Linked DNA regions of Mus musculus: region 2 is linked to region 1. The links are chromatin loops, found by intact Hi-C in ENCODE. Cell type or tissue: heart. All regions are shown on one strand. Links, peaks and the distances in the headings refer to the core of each region. The heading gives the core; the rest is flanking DNA.

The links. Peaks named below come from ENCODE experiments on the same cell type or tissue, not always from the same donor. Only the 100,000 strongest peaks of a DNase experiment are listed, where the experiment ranks them.
Region 2: it touches region 1 in a loop (2.3-fold over the local background); 3 of 42 quality-filtered maps call a loop at or near these places.

The regions. Positions count from the first base shown.
Region 1 is chr16:32,901,248-32,911,268 of GRCm38, reverse strand. It overlaps Fyttd1 (forty-two-three domain containing 1), which reads right to left. Exons shown (of 9, transcript NM_027226.4): 8 at 8,724-8,850; 9 at 2,306-5,737. The coding sequence ends at 5,639. Among named protein-coding and RNA genes, the nearest start is that of Lrch3, 7.8 kb to the left of the region's middle. In heart, for the core only: CTCF peaks have their summits at 5,868 (motif pointing right) and 8,021; no DNase peak of the experiment used is centred there.
Region 2 is chr16:33,000,075-33,010,095 of GRCm38, reverse strand. It overlaps Lrch3 (leucine-rich repeats and calponin homology (CH) domain containing 3), which reads right to left. Exons shown (of 21, transcript NM_001081255.1): 20 at 4,355-4,432. It also overlaps n-R5s33. Among named protein-coding and RNA genes, the nearest start is that of Iqcg, 51 kb to the left of the region's middle. In heart, for the core only: no CTCF peak of the experiment used is centred there; a DNase peak (open chromatin) is centred at 4,645.

The sequences.
Region 1 (10,021 bases), core at 1,134-9,133:
TGGCCACATCTGTGCTGTAACTCTAAGGCTGTGGAGAGGGAACACAGGAGATCACTGAGGGCTGCTATCTGCCAGCCTGGCTCCAGGTTTTGAGAGAGACTCTTCAGAGAATGATGGAGCAGGACCCTTGGCATCTTCACCTGGCCTCTGAGCACACACAGGCATACACCATACACATATGAAAAGATGATTTTAAACTTATTTGAAGATGGGGAGTGTGCAGGAAACTAGAGCAAGTACAGGGAGCTAAGTCAGTCTCTGAGTGCTAGTGAGGTCCTGTCTCAACTAAGCAACTAATGAATGAAAGAATGAATGAAACTGGATATATGCCTGTGTTCCCAGCTACTCAAGGCAGGGCATTATTTGAGCAGAGGAATTTAAACCCTGTATCAGACAACAGTGAGCAATACAGTAAGATGTTATCCACATATATTATATATGTGTAAAACCATATGCATATACATACACTATATAAAATTAAATCTCTAGATAGGGCTAGATAAGTGGTTCAACAATTAAGAGCACTGGCTGTCCTGAGTTCAATTCCCAGCACTGGCAAGGTGGCCCACAACCATCTGTAATGAGATCTGATGCCTTCCTTTGTCATGCAGGTATTTACCCCTTCAGAGCACTCATACAATAAAATACATAAATGAAGTAGCAGTAAAATTCAATCTGAGCTGCCGTCGGCTCACTGGTTAGAACTTCTTGCACCCCCGTGGTGGTTCACAACTCTAGTTCCAGAGCTTGTGATGCCCTCTGTGACCCTGGCAAGCAGCAGGCACACATATGGTACATAACCTATTTACTCAGACAACATACACACTGGTCTAAAAAAAAGTTTTCAAAACCTGTCATAAAATGACAGATCGAGGAGAAATTCTTGAGATGTGTGAAGACTTGAGTTGGGTTTTCAACTATGAAATAAATGCAAAATGTGTAAAATTCTCACCTTCTTCCCTCCATCTTTTTTTAAGTCTGAGACAGTATTTGTGCAGCCCATACTATCTTCCTAGCTTGCCTTTCCTGCCTCTGCTTCCTGAGTGCTAAGATCACAGGAATGCACTCAAACCCAGCTCCTCGATCTTCATAAAGTCGGTACCATACTACAAGTTATCAGCAATGCAGTCATTGTGAAGGGTTCATAACTTTAGTGAAGAACTAAAGAGTACTAAAAGGTTACTGAGCACAAGGGACATAGAAAACCACCTTATTCAACTACTGTTCTGCAATAAGAGACTGAACAAAAGGGCAGTAGAGGCTCTTCAGTCTCAGGCATTGTCAGACTCCTCTTCTTCCTGTTTATTTTATAGGCAAAAACTTAACTAATTCAGTACCAAAGCAAGTTTCGCTTCAATGTGTGTGTGGGTGCACACATGGGCACATGTGGAAGTCAGAAGATAGAGTGCTTTCTGGAGTCTGTTCTTTGCTCCCATTGCATTGATTCAGGGGATCAAATTTTGGTCATCAGACTTGGTGGTAAGCACCTTTGTTCATTGAGTTAATAGATATTACTAGCCATACACGTATATGCACACTAGGTAAATAGCTCCCTATTCATCTTTAGTATTTCACACACACACACCACATAGTATATCTCATCTGAGAATATTTAGAAGTCTACAATTTCCAAGCAAATCTTTACATCTTTTAGTGGTCTACAGTATCCAAAACTCTTCTCATAAATGCTTGGTTGGGGTTTACTTACGTATCCACTTTGAAAAGTGTAGAAGGGGCTGGAGAGCTGGCTAAGAGTGCTCACTGCTCTTCAAGAGGAAACAGGTTCCATGGCCACCACTTACATCAAGCTGCTCACAGCACCTCTAACTCCAGGTCTAGGGGACTTAACACCCACATCTGACCTTCATGGGCACCAGCACACACAGTGACTATACATACATGCAGGTACACACACAAATATATAAACCAATCTTTGAAAAGTGATAAAACTAGGTATTGTGGCACATTCCTATAAACTCAGCAGTCTGAAAGCTGAAGCATAGCAATGTGACTCAGTCTGGAGAGGAAGGGGGACATCAGGGAGAGATGGAGAGAGAGGCAGGGGAGAGAGACTGATTGCACCACCACCACATGCCTGGCAGTGGTGGCACACGCCTTTAATCCCAAAGGCAGAGGCAGGCAGATTTCTGAGTTCGAGGCCAGCCTGGTCTACAGAGTGAGTTCCAGGACAGCCAGGGCTACACAGAGAAACCCTGTCTTGGGGGAGAAAAAAAAAAAAGGCACCACCAGCACCAGACCTGCCCCTAGCTCCAAAAAGAACCACCATCTTCATGGGAAGCTTAATCAATGTAAGAGGCCTTCTCTTCAGAAAGGAGGAAGCTCTTTTTTGCTTTAATATTGCTTGCATTTGGAATATATGGAATTCTTTGTATGACAAGTAAATTTTTTAATCTCTTCATACCCCCAAATTGCATATATTTTATGAATTACATTACAGGCAGTAACATTTAATATGCACCTCTAACAAAACTAAAATGTTGACAATTATACCCATGTTTCTTAAACATAAATGCTTTATAATTTGATTATAATTAATATAGTGAAAAGTGAGTGTATATTTAAAAATACACGACAGATTCGACCACCAGTCTTTCTCCTCTGTGTGTAAGTTTTTCGACATGGGGTCTGGAATTAGCAATCATCTTCCCGGTGTATACTGAAAACATTGGCCTTTTGTAATGAGTTTCAGTAACTTCCATATCAAAGTAATTAAATAGGAATTATTGGAAGAGTAGATTTACTGAGCACACCACAAATGCTGATATAGGGATATTACTAATTCTTAGACACCTGACACATTAAATACCACAAAACTACTGCCTATGTGTGAAGTCGTTTATTGTCCACTGAGAATTATAAGACATGAGGCTCAAAACATGACCCATGTTCCATGTACGTCTTAGAAAATGTCGGGTGTCACTTAACTACGATGTAAGAGGAGGGGCTGACGCAGATCATCTCTAAAGGCTCATCTACTTCTGTGCTCTGCGTTATAACAATGTGACTATCTTTAATTCGCCTTGGTGGCCTCATGTTGGAACCTCAGGTCACCCATGCATGAAATGGTCAAAAGTCAGAGGAACACCAAGAGTGGAGATTTAGCTGATCAGCAACTTCAAATCCCAGAAATCATATATAAAACCACTATAAGATGCTTTGTAACACACAACAATCTAAAAAACCACAACTCAATCTTTATAGCTCAGAATAACTCATGTGAAACCTGTTACATTTTATTTGTCAAAAATGAACAGCTTCAGAACAAATCTAATGTAACTTTTCCAAAAAACACCAAAAAGTACAGTGTAAAGCACCTCCTCGTTAAATACAAACGCTCACGTCGTGATGCACTGCATCAATGTTCTGCATACACCTTGATGCAAAGGAAATTTTACGTTGCACCCTGTTTAAATAAAATTAAAAAAAAAGGGGGGGGGGGCTTCAAGAACTGAACAAGGATGACTACAATCACATTCCAAGAGAGGGAATTTTTCTCCAACAAAGCAGATTGTTTTGTGTATATACAACAGGTCAGCACTCAAGAGTTTTAACTTAGTTGTATCAAAGGCAAAATTTGAACAAATATTAAGTTACAGATGAATGAAGAACAAACATTTACTATACCAAAGACACTGTTTTTCAATGTACTTAGTGTCAACATTTGGGCGATTTTTAAGATTTTCCAAAAATGGAATTACTAATACCTCTGTATAGTAATATTTAAAACAACAAGAAACAAAAACTTTTATATCATATTTTAAAAATTGTTCCAAAGATAGTGTTCATGCTCAATTGTTTTTCCTTTGCTTTAAAATAAGCTACCAGCAAACCACTCTAAAATGTTTTGTTTCTGAACCAAATATAAATATTCATATTGGCAAAAATGTTTTATGAGTCCTTGGCCTCAATGAAAAGCATTACAGCTAAGGAGAACTGGAGCTTACTTTCAAATTCTGTGATTAGCCTCTAAACCCCTCTCAAGTCCAAGTCCTGGCAGATTAACAGATGCTGAGGAAAGATTTAGATCTTTGGTATAAGCATGACATTGTTGCTGTTTTTCCCACAACTAGCACAAGCCAGTAAGAACTTGAAGAACATCAAAGACAATGAAGTCTAGGACACAATGAAGGCGGGCAGGAGTATAATGCTCTGTCTTTACAGGAGAAATCAACAGCAGAGACTTAAACACCCACTCAAACTTGAAATCACAGCAAAACAAAAGGTCAGGTTTCAAAATGACCACACTTGGTAATCTGTAGCTGGGACACGCCGCTGCATTTTGGCATCTCACTGTAATTTATGACCTATGACCATGTGAGCACTCTCAGCACTGATAATCTGTAGCTGGGACACGCCGCTGCATTTTGGCATCTCATTGTAATTTATGACCTATGACTGAGCAATCTCAGCACTATCTCGGCACAGCAGACCGTCCTCCAGTGTAAGAAAAAACAAAACAAAACAAAAAAACCCTTTTTCCTATAATGCCTGAACTTTGAGCAATAGAAGAAACGGAGTGAGTGTGTATAGTTAAATGTAACTTCATTATAATTTACTTTTTTTTCTCTCCTTTGTGACATATATAAGTAGATTTTTGTTTGGGGAGTTATAAATTATTGAACTTACTGAGTTTAAGAGCTTTACAAAAAAAACTTTTGAATATGAAACATAGGACTTTATATATCTAGTAAGTATATTGTCAAAATACCCAAGATTCAACTCATTTTAAAAATTGTAATTCTTGTAAGCATCATTTATAGAAGAATCTACAGACACTAGACTCAGGACAGAAGTCAACCCAGATGGCAGAGCTATGACTCAGGCTTTATTGTTCCCATGTCCAATCTGTCCGTTGGCCAATGCCTTTCATGTCTTCTCCATTTATACTGAACACAGACCATCAGGTTCCACACCAGGCGTCTCCTCCAAGGACCTAGCAGATAACTTTGTAAATAAGCATTTACAGCCCTAACACATTTTGGCCTGAGACTAATCCTGAGAGCCACATTTTTTTTTTTATTAAAAGTTTAATACTAAGTTCTTAGAACTTAGGGAGTTTAAGCTAACAATAACTGAAAAATGAACCAAGTTCTAAATATTTCCATAAGCCTCAAAAGTCAAAACCAAAATTCTCCTACAGTTTAGAAAACACCAGTAATGACAGAAAGGCAGCTGTCCTTGTCACGCCAACACATACATAAATGGGTAAGTGACAACACAGAGGTGTACTCTTATTTCTCAAGTTTAAGATTTACCATGGCAAATCCTAAAAACTGGATAAAAGTGATGAGATCCTAAATCCCACGCTCATAAAAATAATCAATGTCTGTCTTTCTGTCTTCCTTCTGCTTCAGGAGGAGTCAAAGAAGTCAACAGAGAATTGCTTTGTATGGGCCAACCATGAAATCTTTAAGAACAGATAGGTATATTCCCTGCTATTCTTTCAGGGCATTATTTATACATTAAAAAAACCAAACCAAAACAAAATAACCTTCAAAAATAAAGTTATTTAGGCTTGTGAATATTCTGAAGGAAAGTTTCTTGAACTTCTCCGATGAACTCTTCAAGCAAATCAACTTTTCAAACAGTCAACACTTAAAGTTCCTTGGACACGGATCTATCCCACAGTCACAAAGCGGCTTCCTCCTTTGCTGAACGTGAGGTTGGCTCTTTGCTCTTTCAGTATCCCAAATCGTTCATTCAAAGTCATCCCTGTCTATAGAAAAGGAGAAAAACATTAACTTAACTGAAAAAAAATTCCTTTATATGTGATTTTAAAAAGAAAAAAAAGATTTATTTATTTTATTTCATTTATGCGACTACACTGTTGCTGTCTTCAGACACACCAGAAGAGGGCATCGGATCCCATTACGGATGGTTGTGAGCCACCATGTGGTTGCTGGGAATTGAACTCAGGACCTCCGGAAGAGCAGTCAGTGCTCATAACCACTGAGCCATCTCTCCAGACCATGAACTTAAAATTAATAGTAATTAGTAGTAACAGTAAGCAACATCTTAAATTTGTGTATAATTTCAATTGACTCTAACAAAAAGAAGCTATACATGAAGTTGCCTATCAGGTTTAGAACTTAAAAGTAGGTATCCAAGAATCCTAGTCCTCTAATCATTAGATATCTATACTGCATTATACAAGCATATACACACTACTACTACTGTCTATATAAAATATATCCAAAATACCTCAATCTGAATTAATTTGAAGCTCTGCAAACACTGTTAAAAATTCCAGTGATACCTTTGGCAAAAAGTGTTATTTCAACTGATGTTGGCACACACAGTTGATGACATCACTCAGGAAGCAAAGGCAGGTGAATCTATGAATTTAATTCCAGAATGACCTACAGGGTTTCAGGCTTACTAAGAATATACTGTAAGACTCTGTCTCCAAAAAAAAAAAAAAAAAAAAAAAAAAAAAAGAAGAAGAGGGAAAGAAAAATACCAAACAACAAAAAAAGCAAAAAGCTATTTTATAGAAAAATGGTGGCCTACTCCTACTATCTATCCCAAGAGTTGGAGGAAGAAAAATCATGTGTTAAACCAACCTCAGCTACAGTATGAGACTATGACTTAAAAAAAAAATAGAAGCACAGTTATTTCAACTTCTGAGTATTTTTAAAACAAAGCTCTAAACTGAGTGCCCCATAAAAATTTAAGTAAAACTCTGGCCTCTGATTAACAAATAACAAAGTGTTTCCAAACAGAAAAGAAATTAAGAATAGGATCAAAATAAAATAGAACAAAATTCTCTCCCCTCCTCCCTGTTTTTTTTTTTTTCCTATTTTGAATGGAAAATTATACCAAGAACTTTGTCTATGCTAAACATGTACTCTCTAACTAAACAAAACCAAGTTTTCGCCCCATACTTCTAATCTTAAATTCCAGGACCTTATTTCTACCAAACTGTTTCCCAAAGAAGTATATGATAATATTCAACATAAATTCATAGTAAAAAAATCTCAGCAAATTAGAAAGACAGGAACTCCCTTAACCTGACAATCTACAGTAAACGTAAAGCCAGCAGTCTGTCTGTCTGTCTGTCTAGTTATCTATCTAATTTTTTTTTCTGTTTTTTTTTTTTTTTTGGTTTTTCAAGACAGGGTGTCTCTGTGTAGCCCTGGCTGTCCTGGAACTCACTCTGTAGACCAGGCTGGCCTCGAACTCAGAAATCCGCCTGCCTCTGCCACCCAAGTGCTGGGATCAAAGGCGTGCAACACCACTGCCTGGCTTCTAATTTTTTTTTTTTTAACTCAAAAACTGTTTCTTAGCTGGGTGGTGGTGGCACATGCCTTTAATCCCAGTACTCAGGCGGCTGGTGGATCTCTGTGAGTCTGAGGCCAGCCTGGCCTACGTAGTGAGTTGCAGGATAGCCAGGGCTGTTACACAAAGAATCTGTCTGGAAAAACAACAACAAAAAGAACTATTTCTTAGAGTTTGAGAGGAAAAACTGCAGGGTAGACAAGCTGTAACTCTCAGCATGTGACAAAGAAGGGAAATGGAAAACAGCTATAGAATAGGGGTGGGCTGTTCTCAGAGCAGAGTGAGCGGGCCCAGAGTATCAGGGCAAGCATGATTGGGACTGGGCAGTACCGGAAGAAATAGAAAGGGCAGAAAGCAAGTTTTACTTCAAGTTCAAACTCAGAAAAGTGGGCAAGTTTAGCTATAAAACATGGTCAAACTTCTAATACTTTATGTCAGGCAGAACACAGCAAGCACACTAGTTTTATTAATTCTATCAAACCCTTTAGTGGATGTGCTAGCCCTTAGAGCAAAACAAGAAAAAGTGTTTAAACACTGGAAAAGAAGTCAGAAAATGAAGAAGTATTTATATAGAAAAAAACCTAAACAATTTAGATTTGCTATAAAATTAAGCAATTAAATAAATTAGTTGACCAAGGTGTTTTACTTTTCTCTTTGTATTTTATGTATGTGGCCACTTTGCATGTACATCTACACACTAGAAGAGGGCATCAGATCCTATTGTAGATGGTTGTAAGCTGCCATGTTGATGCTGGGATTTGAACTCAGGACCTCTGGGAGAGCAGCCAGTGCTCTTAACCACTGAGCCAGCTCTCCAGCCTAAAGTTAAGTAAATTTAACAAGATCAACTAGTACAACAATACACGAACTGTCAAAATCATAGTGAAATGTTACTTTACACTAACTTGTCAGCATACAGATAAAGTGACAGATAATAACAAATGTTGACAAAAATGTGGAGAAGTTTAGAAACCCCATATATGTTGTAGGAATATAAAAGAATATAATCATCTTTTTGGGAAATAGCTTGATAGTTTCTAAAAAGGTTAAATGTTAAGTTAACATACAGTCTACCAAAATCTATCAAATATATCCATTGGCATTGACTTCCTCCCCCAAAAGAAAATATGCTAACAGCCAAAGAACACAAAAACTTTCAGCAGAATATATAATGTGATATATACATGTGATGAATATCATTCAAGTAATACAAAGAAAATACCAATACGGATGAAACTTTAAATAAATCATGGTAAATATAATAAGATCTGATTTAAATAAAATGTCAAACAGGTAATCTATGAGAGTGCCTGGGGAGTGGGGAAGGAGCTAGACCACACTGTTTAATGTGATTACAATATTTTTGGTTATCACAAGACTGTCAGTGAATGATCCAAAGAAACACGGGAAAATTTTTTTTTTACCTGTTTTCCCACACTATTTATGTCAAACTGTAGAGGGACGCCTTTAGGAACTTTCTTAACATCAGACTGTTCTCTTTTTGTCAAGAATGAGGGCACAGCAGTACGAGTTAATCGTGGTTTCTGAGTTCTAGCAAAGAAAAAAAGTTTAAATTAGCTTACCAGATAAAGTACTCAAAATTTCCTCACACGTTTTAAATGAATTGGGGCCATTACAATGTTCTCTCAAAAAATAAAAACAACAGTACCAGCTCCTGATGCACTGCTCTCAGCTACCAAATGTACAGCTGCTCTCGGTTCCTTTTCCAGGGTAAGCACATCTTTCTACCCCCACCCCCACCCCCAGGCTGGAGAGAGGGCTCAGAGCTTAAGAGCACTGGCTGCTTGTCCTTCCAGAGGTCCTAAGTTCAATTCCAAAATTCACGTGGTGGCTCACAACCATCTGTAATGGGATCTGATGCCCTCTTCTGGTGTGTCTGAAGACAGCTACAGTGTGCTCACATACATGAAATCTTTAAAAAAAAAAAGATTTTTTTGTATTTCATGTGTATGAGTGTCTGCCTCCATGTGTACATGTTCAGCACACATATGCAGAGACCATGAAGCTGAAGATAGGGGCTGGAGCCCTTGGGAGTCAAGTTACAGATGATTGTGATCTGCCTTATGGGTGCTGGGACTGAAACTCAGATACTACACAGGAATAGTAAGTTCCCTCTCATGCCCCACATGTAAAACATTTTAACAAGTCAAATAACTGGTGATTTCTAAATCATGATCTTTAAATTAAAGTAACCTGGATTTTTATTACAATACATACAGTGAAATAGTTAACTATATAAATTCACCTTGATAAGATTACACTATAAAACCTTTAAAGAGAAAGTAGCTCTGTCCGATCTCAAGGTAATGACATTCAAATTACCCAGTGGGAGGAGGGAGAGCAGTAAGCACAGGTGTCACCTCCCTCACTGTCACACACATCTACAAGGACACATCTGTCCTACAGACACAAAGCTGTGTGTTTTCTCAGGTGTTTCCCTATCCCTCGCCACCTTATTTACTTGTGTACTTTTTGATAGACTCTCTCACCAAGCCTGATGCTCAGTACCTGGCTAGACTGGCTTGCCAGTGAGCTCCAAGGATCCACCAGTACAACCTGTCTCTGCTCCTGCCCCTCCACCCCCATGCTGGGATTACAGGTTCATGCTGCCACACCTGGTTTTATATGTGAGGCCTGGGGATACAAACCCAGTTCAATGTGCTTGTAGCAAGCACTTTACTACTAAGCCATCTCCCCAACT
Region 2 (10,021 bases), core at 1,314-9,313, 99 kb before region 1:
TAGAAATGATATGAATTCCAAACATCACATTCCAACAGGTCTCCAGCAGGGGATCTGTTTTCAGGAGCACACATGGTAACCATGGCCAGATCTCCTCAGATGCAGCCTCTGTTCAGCCGCTTAGTGTGCACCGTCTAAAATGGATACACTGGGCTCAGAAGAGCAGTCTGGGAAATCTCCAGTATTTTTAAACTAAAAATCCAGAGCAAACTAAAATTGGTATTTTAAGTGTCCCATGCCTTCTAAATGTCCAAACACTGTTAAAATTGAGGGTAGGTTAGGACTTCAGGGCAGGGACCTAAGTGATAAGGTACTCCAAAGTAGAAATGCTACCAGTATTTTCATGATGAGCAGCTGCTGAAAGGCTCAGATAGTCTTTACTTCAAAACTGAAGTTGTTTCACAGTATAAAAGGATGGCCAGAGTCCTCTAAGACTCAGGATTGCTTTAATAAAAACACTGTGACCTTTCCATGTGAGAGACAAGGCTCAGGGCAAGAGGGGAGCCAGGGACTAGAGGGAACACTCCTCTCGGCTAGCTGTCGCTAGTGCTGCGACCCGATGTACTGTCCTGTGGACACAGGCGAGACAATGCACTTGCAATTTCTCAAGTCAGGGTCTGAAACACACGTGTGTCAGCAGTTCTGCATGAGAAACAAACCTTCACCCAGTACAGGAAGGAGCTGGACGGCGCTGGCTGCGTGGTCAGCTGTAGGTGAAGACCCGGTAATAAAGCACACAGAGAATTAACATTAAAGAACAGTAAAATGCCACAAAACCCAGAAGCTGGACAGACAGAGAGACAAAGCTGGATTCTTCCGCACGTGCCCCAAGAGAGAGCAGCGTTTCAACAGTTCTCTTAAGGCTGAGGTTTAGCTGAAGGATGTCGGAAGGAGAACAGAGATTGTCCTGTCCACATGCGAGCAGGAAAGGAAAACAGAAAAACAAAGTCAGTGCAGCGGATCGCAGACGGCAGAGCTCAGAAACCCAGCATTCTCAGTCGGACACCCCCCCCCCGCAGCATCTCATCACAAACAAGACAACGCTGAAGAACAAGGCTGGCTCATCCCCGCACAGCTGAGTTCTGCTGAGCAGCAGGACGAGCTTGCTTACTGAAGGCTAGCTACGGCTCTGGGGAGACGACGGTGGGAGCTGGCTGTGTGTGAGCCTGACAGTGGGAGGGCCTTATCTCAATCCCACTCCTCCTCACCACTGAGGCAAGAGTGGGGACAGAGTGGGGATGCTCATTAGAGTAGGGAATTATGAACCCAGGCAACCCAGATGCTCAAAGACGGAGGCAAGCCTTGCAGTGAGGGAGGGTTACTATGGAGGAGTCAGGTGCACGGACTCCGACCGTCTGATCCAGTCTGTCATCCTTGCATGTAGTTCACTAGGCACACAACAGAATGGAGGGAGTGTCTAAAGTCACCATTAGTGGACTCAATCTGGAAATATTAACATACATAATAATTCTAGGGTATAAGACAATGGACTCAAATACAGGTTTTTTAAAAATGTAAAACACTTAATAAAAGCATAATAATAAAAGTGAATCTCCATAAACTTCCCTATCCAGAGGCTCTCTGAGTTTTCTTATTTTTTAGTGATTCCTTCTCATTCTAAGGGTGCGCGGGAACAGGCCCTAGAGAAACACTACTATTGCCACATCCCAAGCCTGTTTTCCTTCATAACCTGACTCATTTTTGGGTATCGTTTATCTTTCATTTTATTTTTGTTTGAAATAGGGTCTCATATCACCTGTATTGTGTCAAACTCACTATGTAGCTGAAATGACCTTCAACTCTGGATTCTGCCCCACTTTCCCGGTGCAGAGTACAGGCATGCCTCTCCATAGCGCACTCACCGTGCTCGCACAACTCTGTAGTCACACTGAGAAGTTCTGGCCTTCATAGTTACTGTCTACCTGGGCCTGAGTCGGACACACTAAGGTACTAAGTTCTCTGTTTTATAGTCCAGTAAGACTAGAAGGAGGTGAGACCAAGCAAGACTGAGAGCTAGCTTGAAGCTACCACTTTGTGAGTTCCTTATCCTTCACTCTGTCCAGAAAAATGACTAATTTTCGGCAGCAGTAGAAGCAGGACTAGAAGTCATGGAAACTGTAGAGAAGTGGCTGGGAGGTAGAGGAAGGAGAAAGAAGTGGTCTGAGTGGATGTCCACTTCCTCCATGTGGCAGAGGAAATAGAAGCGGGGCTGTGGATACATAGAACCCAGCCTAGCCACCCTGGGGAAAGGTCGGTTTTAAACTGCACCTTTTCTGTCTGTTTCTGCCTTCGAATAGCTCAGCTCAGGTGGAACGCTGGCTGGGCTGTAATGAGCACTCCTCAGCCCCACTTGGAAAATGCTGACTTAAGTCCATAGCCTAAAGCTACTGTTTTTAGAGTTTGCTGACAATGGCAGAACATTCTGGAAGGGCTCCAGGCTACAGCCTTTACATCTGAGACAAGGTGGCTCTGCAGAGCCTGGCAGGCAGCTCTCATGTCTAGGAACGGGGCAGAGGAGGGCTCTCAGCAGGTGCCAGCAGGGGCAGAGGCAGCGGCTGCTGTTTCCTAGGCTCGCCATTCGCTGCGCCAGTGCAAGCCATACTCTGGTTCAGTGCACATGCTGAGCTGACCTAAGACAGGGATACCTCTTTCACTGTGGAGGAAATACTGCCAGCTCCTTAGAAAATGGTAAATGGTCTCAGTGCATGTAAAATGGTTTTATAAGCTTTTATAAAACAGTAATATAAGAATGTCTGACTTTGTCCATAAGAATAAAAAAAGTCACACCTGAGTTTAGAAAAGGGGAACTACAAACCCGTAACAGCAAACAGGAACAGATTGCTGTACCTGGTAAGGCTAAGGAGCGGGTGTGGAATTCATGCTGGCTAATGTGGATGCAAGGCCAGAACTGGCTTTCTTAGTCTGACATGTGTGAAGCTCTTGGCCAGTTAGAACAGGCTGGTGAACTGGGTGAAAAGCATCACTGGGTTAAAAAGGGCTTAACTTGGAGACAACAGGTGCTTCTGGTGGGCCGGGAGCCAGCCCTGGGCTTCTGACAGAGGCCGCCTGTGTTTTGCACTCTGCAGACCGACAAAGCTAAGGCTTGAGGACTGGAGATGGTGGCTCAGCGGCACATAAGACGTGTGCTCAGCAGAGCATCCAGGAGGCACAGCTACCACCTACAGCAAGAACCTGCTACACACCACAGCAAGCTGTTAATTCTTGACACTGGTGCTGAGCATGGTGGTGGGCATGAGTTCCAGCACTGGGGTAGGAGGGACGCTTCCCAGAGTTCCAAGACTAACTTGAGCACACACAGATCTCAGAGTCCATTTCTTCTATCATTGAAAACTGTGCACTCCTCAGAGTAAAGCAGCTTTTAACTGCTCTTCAATGGAGCCTCTGAAAGAGCAGTGTAAACATTTCTTTTCCTATTGACTCTATAAGTAATGTTTAATTATAGTACTATGAAGGCAGGAAACACAATAGAGCCGTCATTCTCAGCCTTCCTAATGCCGTGACTCTTTCATAGTTCCTCACGGTGTGGGGATCCTCCCAACCATCAAGTTACTTTTATTGCTAATCACAAGTGTAATTTTTCTACTTGTACGAACTGTAATATAAATCTCTGTGTTTTCTGATGGCTCCAGGTGGCCCTGTGAAAGGGTCAGTCATCTCCCTGAGGGTCAGGACCCACAGACTGAGAACCACTGCACAGGGCTCCACAGAAGCACTGTCCCCTTAAAACATGCTCATACGTGCAGATGCGCTGGCTTCCAAGACTGCAGCCTAGTGGAAAAGCAGGTGGAAGCTGAATTAAACCTCTAATTTAGTTAGGAGGACTAGCATTTGGACCACCTACCTGTACGGCTATACTACTTATGTATTTTACTTAAGTATCTGGGAAATTTGGGTGAAGTACACACAGGAACTCTGCTATTTTTGTATGATTTTGTGAAGCCTAAAATTATTCAAAATTAATACATGCTTAAAATGTATTAAAAATGTTAAAAAATTGAAGGCAAAAATGAATTCCCAATCTGAAAGGTATCTGTGTGGAAAAGATTGTCAAATACAGCTCTACTTCGGTCAAACAGCTAGTGGGATGCTTAAGGAAATAGGACAATTATTTTTCATTTATTAGTTATAATACAATTATGTAAATCAACGCTTAGCAGTTTCCTTAAGACCCTTGGAAATGTGGGAAGCATGAAAGGATGTTGCTGGAGAGAACACTGACAGTCTTGTAATAACACGTTGTGTTAGTAGTGAGTCAGCAACTACTCCTGGTAAGAACAATTACGCACACGCACACGCACACGTGCACACACACTCACACACACATACACGTTACCTGGGGTACACCGATTTTTCTGCAAGCATCCAGGAAGTTCTCCACATTCCGCCTGCACTTTGCCATCGTTAATTTAGGCTGCAGTGAGACAAGAAAGAAGGAAACCGTTATCAACAAGGGTCAAAGGAACGCAGACTTCAAACTCCTCCTGTAAGCTGCCTCACAGACCAACTGCTAGGCACACTAGGGGCTCGGCAAAAGTTTTCTTAAAAGATCAAACACCGAGTGTCAATCTCAAGAGCCTGGGAACTGTTACGGCCACTCCATTCTTCCAGGAGCACGGCATCCGCCATGAGGACCAACGAGCCACTGTGGCTGCTTTCCAAGAAAATCCTATTTGCAGAAATAGGAGCCGGCTGTGAGAGGAGTTGGCCACCTCCCAATGCCTGTGTTTGCTTTGGTTTAGTAAGATAAGTGATAAGAAGATAGGTTTTTTTTTTCATTCTGAAAAAAGAAAATTGGAGAGGACATCATGAAAATGTATCGTCTAGTGGTTCATTGTTCAAGCATGGCCACAACTAACAGTTTATTTTCTTTTGGTTTATTATTTTTAACCCTGACTGGCTTAGAACTGGATAGACCAGGCTAGAACTGTGTAGACCAGACCAACTTAGAGAGTCACCTGTCTCTGCCTCCTGAGTGCTGGGATTAAAGATGTGTGCTGTTATACCTGGTTCTATTTTAAAATATCATTTTATTATTATTTTATACATGTGAGTGTTTTGTCTGCATGCATACCTGTATATATTGTACATGCAGTGCCTGTAGAATCCAGAGGTGTTGGGTCCTTGTGAACTGGAATTATGGACAGGTGTGAGCTGCCATGTGGGTGCTGGGAATTGAACCTAGTTCTAGTTCTGCAGGAACAGCCAGTGCTCTTAATAGTGACTCTATATTTTGCATTTAACTCATTAGACATTTTGGAAATTAAGAAAGCCTTAACAATGGCTACAGAGCTACTTTACAAGATGAAAAGTCGACACAAGAAATGTCCTTAATTACTAACTAGTGAGTTTACTTTTCTGTAAAGATCTGGAAACACTAGAGATAGAGGCACCTCATATCCTCTCAAAGTTTTGCTTCTCTCCTAGCTGGTTGTCATGGAACATAATGTAAGAAAAGCAGGAATTTGATATTCTAAAATGATGTTCAAGTATCAGGTATAGAAGCCAGATGTTTGCAGGGACTGTGACCTACAGATTTTTTTAAATTAGTAAGTACATGGACACTTGAACCATCTCTAGAAACAAAAGACTTCACTTGTAAAATCTGAGTTTTCTGCAAACATGAAACATAATAAGCAAGGAAAGAGGGCACTGTAGCCCTGACCAGGCAAAGGCAGGCAGGGCAAGGCTCAGCTTCGCCACAGACAATGAAAAGGCAACCAGTGGGAGGGAAGGAAATGAACATTTATCCCCAGTTCGGGTGGAACAACCTGCAAAGGATCTTGAAAAGACAACAGGAACTTAGTGTACAGGGAGGGCACTGGCCCTGGGCAGCTTCTCCCGCTGTCACAGACACCATGACCAAAAGCATGATGGGAAGGAAAGAAAGGGTTTACTTCATTTTACACTTTGGGGTCTATCATCAGGGACGCCAGGCAGGAGAGCTCAAGGAGGGCAGGGACCTAAAAGCAGGACCGAAGTAGAGGCCGAGGAAGGATTATGTTTATACTGGCTGGCTCTCCATTCATGGCTTGCTCAGCTTGCCTTCTGTCCTTGCTAATGCCAGATTCTTAACTTTAGTCAAAAGGCAGGGAAAGATGAAACATAAACTGTACAGCCACGATTTCCTGAGATGGTACAGAACAGCCCGGGCTTCTCTAGTCACAATGGGCTCTAAGGCTGCCCCTGATTATGCCGGGAGGTGCACATAGACACAGGGAACCACGGCCTCTTTAGCTCCAGAGAAAGGTAAGCTGGACTGAGAGGCAAAGGGGAAAGCTCTAGGAGGAGCTACTGGGCAAAGGGACCCAAATAAAGAGTGTGTAGGGTTAGATATGCCAGGAACCCCAGAATGTGGTATGGCAGGAGACAGAGTTCAAGGCCAGCCTAGCTTAAAGGGGACAAAAAAAACTAGCTGGGTATAGCAGTACACACTTTTAATCCCAGAACTTAAGAGATGAAGGCAGGTGGATTTCCGTATTGGTCTACAAAGTTCTAGGCCTGCCAGAACTATACAATAAGACTCTGCCTCAAACAAAACAAAACAAAAACAACAACAAACCCCCCACAAAACAACAACAACAACAACAAAACCCAATCCAACAAAAAACCTCCCAAATCCAACAAGACAAATTGCTTCACTTTGGCATATCCATCCATTCATCTCTCCACATGCCTTACAAGTTTGGAAACACAAGCAAGTATCATACACATTACTTCCAGCGGAGTAGGTAAGACTGGTCAGGGCCCTGGTCTGAGTTTAGTAGAGAGGGTTGAGCAGGAGCAACCATGAGCACTGTGTTTTACAAAAGAGGGAAACCAGTTTTTGAAATATTGATATTTATGAGGGGCAGACTGACAAACCAGGCTATGGGAAGACAAATGCCTGTTTCTATGTAAAAGCAAGGGTTAAAGGTTAAGGTTAATGCTGCTAATTAGCAGTTCAAATGCAATTTACTATGGTTTATATGAAAATGGAGACTGAGGACAGGAGACCTGTGGGGAGAGGGGAGAGGGGAGAGGGGAGAGGGGAGAGGGGAGAGGGGAGAGGGGAGAGGGGAGAGGAGAGAGAGAGAGGAGAGAGAGAGGGGAGAGGGGAGAGGGGAGAGGAGAGAGGGGAGAGGAGAGAGGGGAGAGAGAGAGAGGAGAGAGAGGGGAGAGAGGAGAGAGGGGAGAGGAGAGAGGGGAGAGGGGAGAGGAGAGAGGAGAGAGAGAGAGAGGAGAGAGGAGAGAGAGAGGAGAGAGGGGAGAGGGGAGAGGAGAGAGAGAGAGAGGAGAGAGAGAGGAGAGGGGAGAGAGGGGAGAGGAGAGAGGGGAGAGGAGAGAGGAGAGAAAGAGAGAGGAGAGAGGAGAGAGAGAGGAGAGAGGAGAGAGGGGAGAGGGGAGAGGAGAGAGGAGGAGGAAGAGAGAGAGAGAGAGAGAAGAGGAGAGAGGAGGAGGAAGAGAGAGAGAGAGAGAGGACTCGCTCAGTACACATTGCTATCACATGAGAACCAGCAGAAGCAACTGGAAACATACAAGTGTGGGGTAGAACGGGAGATTTCCTGAGATATTCCCCACAGGACACATTTCTAATTGATGAGGGAAGAGGAGAGACTGTCTCCCCAGTCCCCCCTCTCCCTCAGCATTTACTACATTCCAGGAATGCAGGCCAGTGTTTCACAACTGGGATACAACCTCCTGTTATATGCTGATACAACTTGTGTATCCATTCTTCAGTTTAGCTAGTGCATGGAAGCCCTGTTGTCCAAGAAGCCCACACACCCCACACTTTCCACCTCTTGTGGGAACATCAATAGAAGGGCTCGTTCATCAGCGGGACACAGGCCGTAGTCTCCCATCACTCACTCCTCCATCTTAAGTAGCAAAGCTTACAGGAATCCACTATCGCCAAAAGTTTTCCCAGAATTTCAAATGGCATGATATATGATTTTTGGCAGAAAAGTCTAGTCTCTTTTATTTCTATAATATAGAGTCTACACTGAATTTGAAAAGATCAAGAGATAAAAAATTAAATATTTAAAATGATTCAAACTTTTTTTTTTTTGGTCCAAAAAGCCTACAGCACCCGGTATTCCCAGGCGGTCTCCCATCCAAGTACTAACCAGGCCTGACCTTGCTTAGCTTCCGAGATCAGACGAGATCAGGCACGTTCAGGGTGGTATGGCCGTAGACCAAACTTTTTTTCAGGCAGTGAAAACTTTATCATTTTTTAAAGCAGGGTGTCACATAGCACAGGCTGACTTCAAACTTGATATATATATATCCATCTAGGATGCCCTTGAGCTCCTGATCTTCCTGTTTCAAACTCTTAAGTGCTTGGATTACAGGTGTGACCTAGCATGACCAGCTTAAAGATATACATGTGTATGCATACATACATACATACATACATATATACTACTATATATATTTTACTATCTATATATTTTACTACTATCGTGTGTATTCACATGGCGTGGGGGCGTGGGGGTATATGTGCTGTGGCACTCTGTGGAGTTGGTTCGTCCCTTCCCCTGTGTGTGGGTTCCAGAAATCAACCTTGTATGGCAAACTCTACCTTTTGCACCTTCTCACTCGCCCAACACTTTATATTTGTTTGCTGTGCCTTTTTATGTTTGTTTTTGATACAAGGTCTCGCTATGCAGCCTTGGCTGGTCCAAGCTTGAACTCATAGATTTACCTGCCTTTGACTCACAAGTGCTAGAATTAAAGGTGTTAACTATAAAAACAACTTGTATTCTCCTGCTCTGCTGACCTAGGCCTCGTCCTGGAAGCTTCTAGTCTCCATACAATCTAATCTAGGCCTAGAAAGTTTTCAGCTTGAGGCTTGCTGCTGAATAAACTCACTCCTTAGTTCTTTCTGAGCTTTGGCTGGCTGGTTCAACTCAGTTCTTCTGGCTTCTCTCAGCAGCTCCTGAATTGCTCTTCTTGGCTTCAAAGTAACTCAGGCAATATGCGCTACTCTTCTGGCTCCTTCTCATTCTCTGGCTCCTTCTGTCTTCACCTGAGTCTAATTTGGTCTCTCTCTGCAACTTCCATAAAACTGTCTTCTCCTTTTCTTCTCTTTCTCTGCACTGTTCTCTGTTTTCACTCTCTGAGTGTTGGGCATATCCAATCCTGTCAAATCTTTCTCTGATTGATTTCTTATCTGCCACTCAATTAGTCACCACTCTCAAACATGAGTGCTTCCCTCTACAAACTAACTTTACCTTCATTGTTTAGGATTAAAGATATATGCTAAGGCTGAGCCACACCACAACAAGAAACAGTTTTTCAGTAAATAACATAGTCTTGGAGTTCAGTGTGATCACACCACTCTTGGCTCAAAAATTTTATTTTTTAAAATTTGCTTTCATTAAAATTTTATTTAGAAGTATGGGGCTGGAATGATAGGTTTGGTTCATAGCACCCATAAGCTGGCTCACAGCCACCTCTAACTTCAGTTCCAGGGAATCCAATGCTCTCTTTTGGGTTCCATGGGCTCTTGTGATGCACATAAAATCATTCATGTGCGTGCACATACGTGTACACACACAATTTAAAAACTTTTTTCTTAAAATATAAGGAAACCCTTTAAAATCATCCCTAAAGCCTTAATAAGCATGTATAATAGAGCAAACTCAATTTGAGACTATTAATGAACGGCTGCAGAGATGGCTCAGAGGATAAGAGTGGATGCTGCTCTTGCAGAGGACCACAGTTCAGTTCCCAGCACCAACATAGCTCACAACTACCTGTAAGTCCAGCTCCAGGAGATCTGACACCCTCTTCTAGACTCAGTCAGGACAGAACTCATATGTACAGATCCACATTCAAATGACACATACACATAATTTTAAAAATCTGCCGGGCGTGGTGGTGCACGCCTTTAATCCCAGCACTTGGGAGGCAGAGGAAGGCGGATTTCTGAGTTCGAGGCCAGCCTGGTCTACAAAGTGAGTTCCAGGACAGCCATAGCTATACAGAGAAACCCTGTCTCGAAAAACCAAAAAAAAAAAAA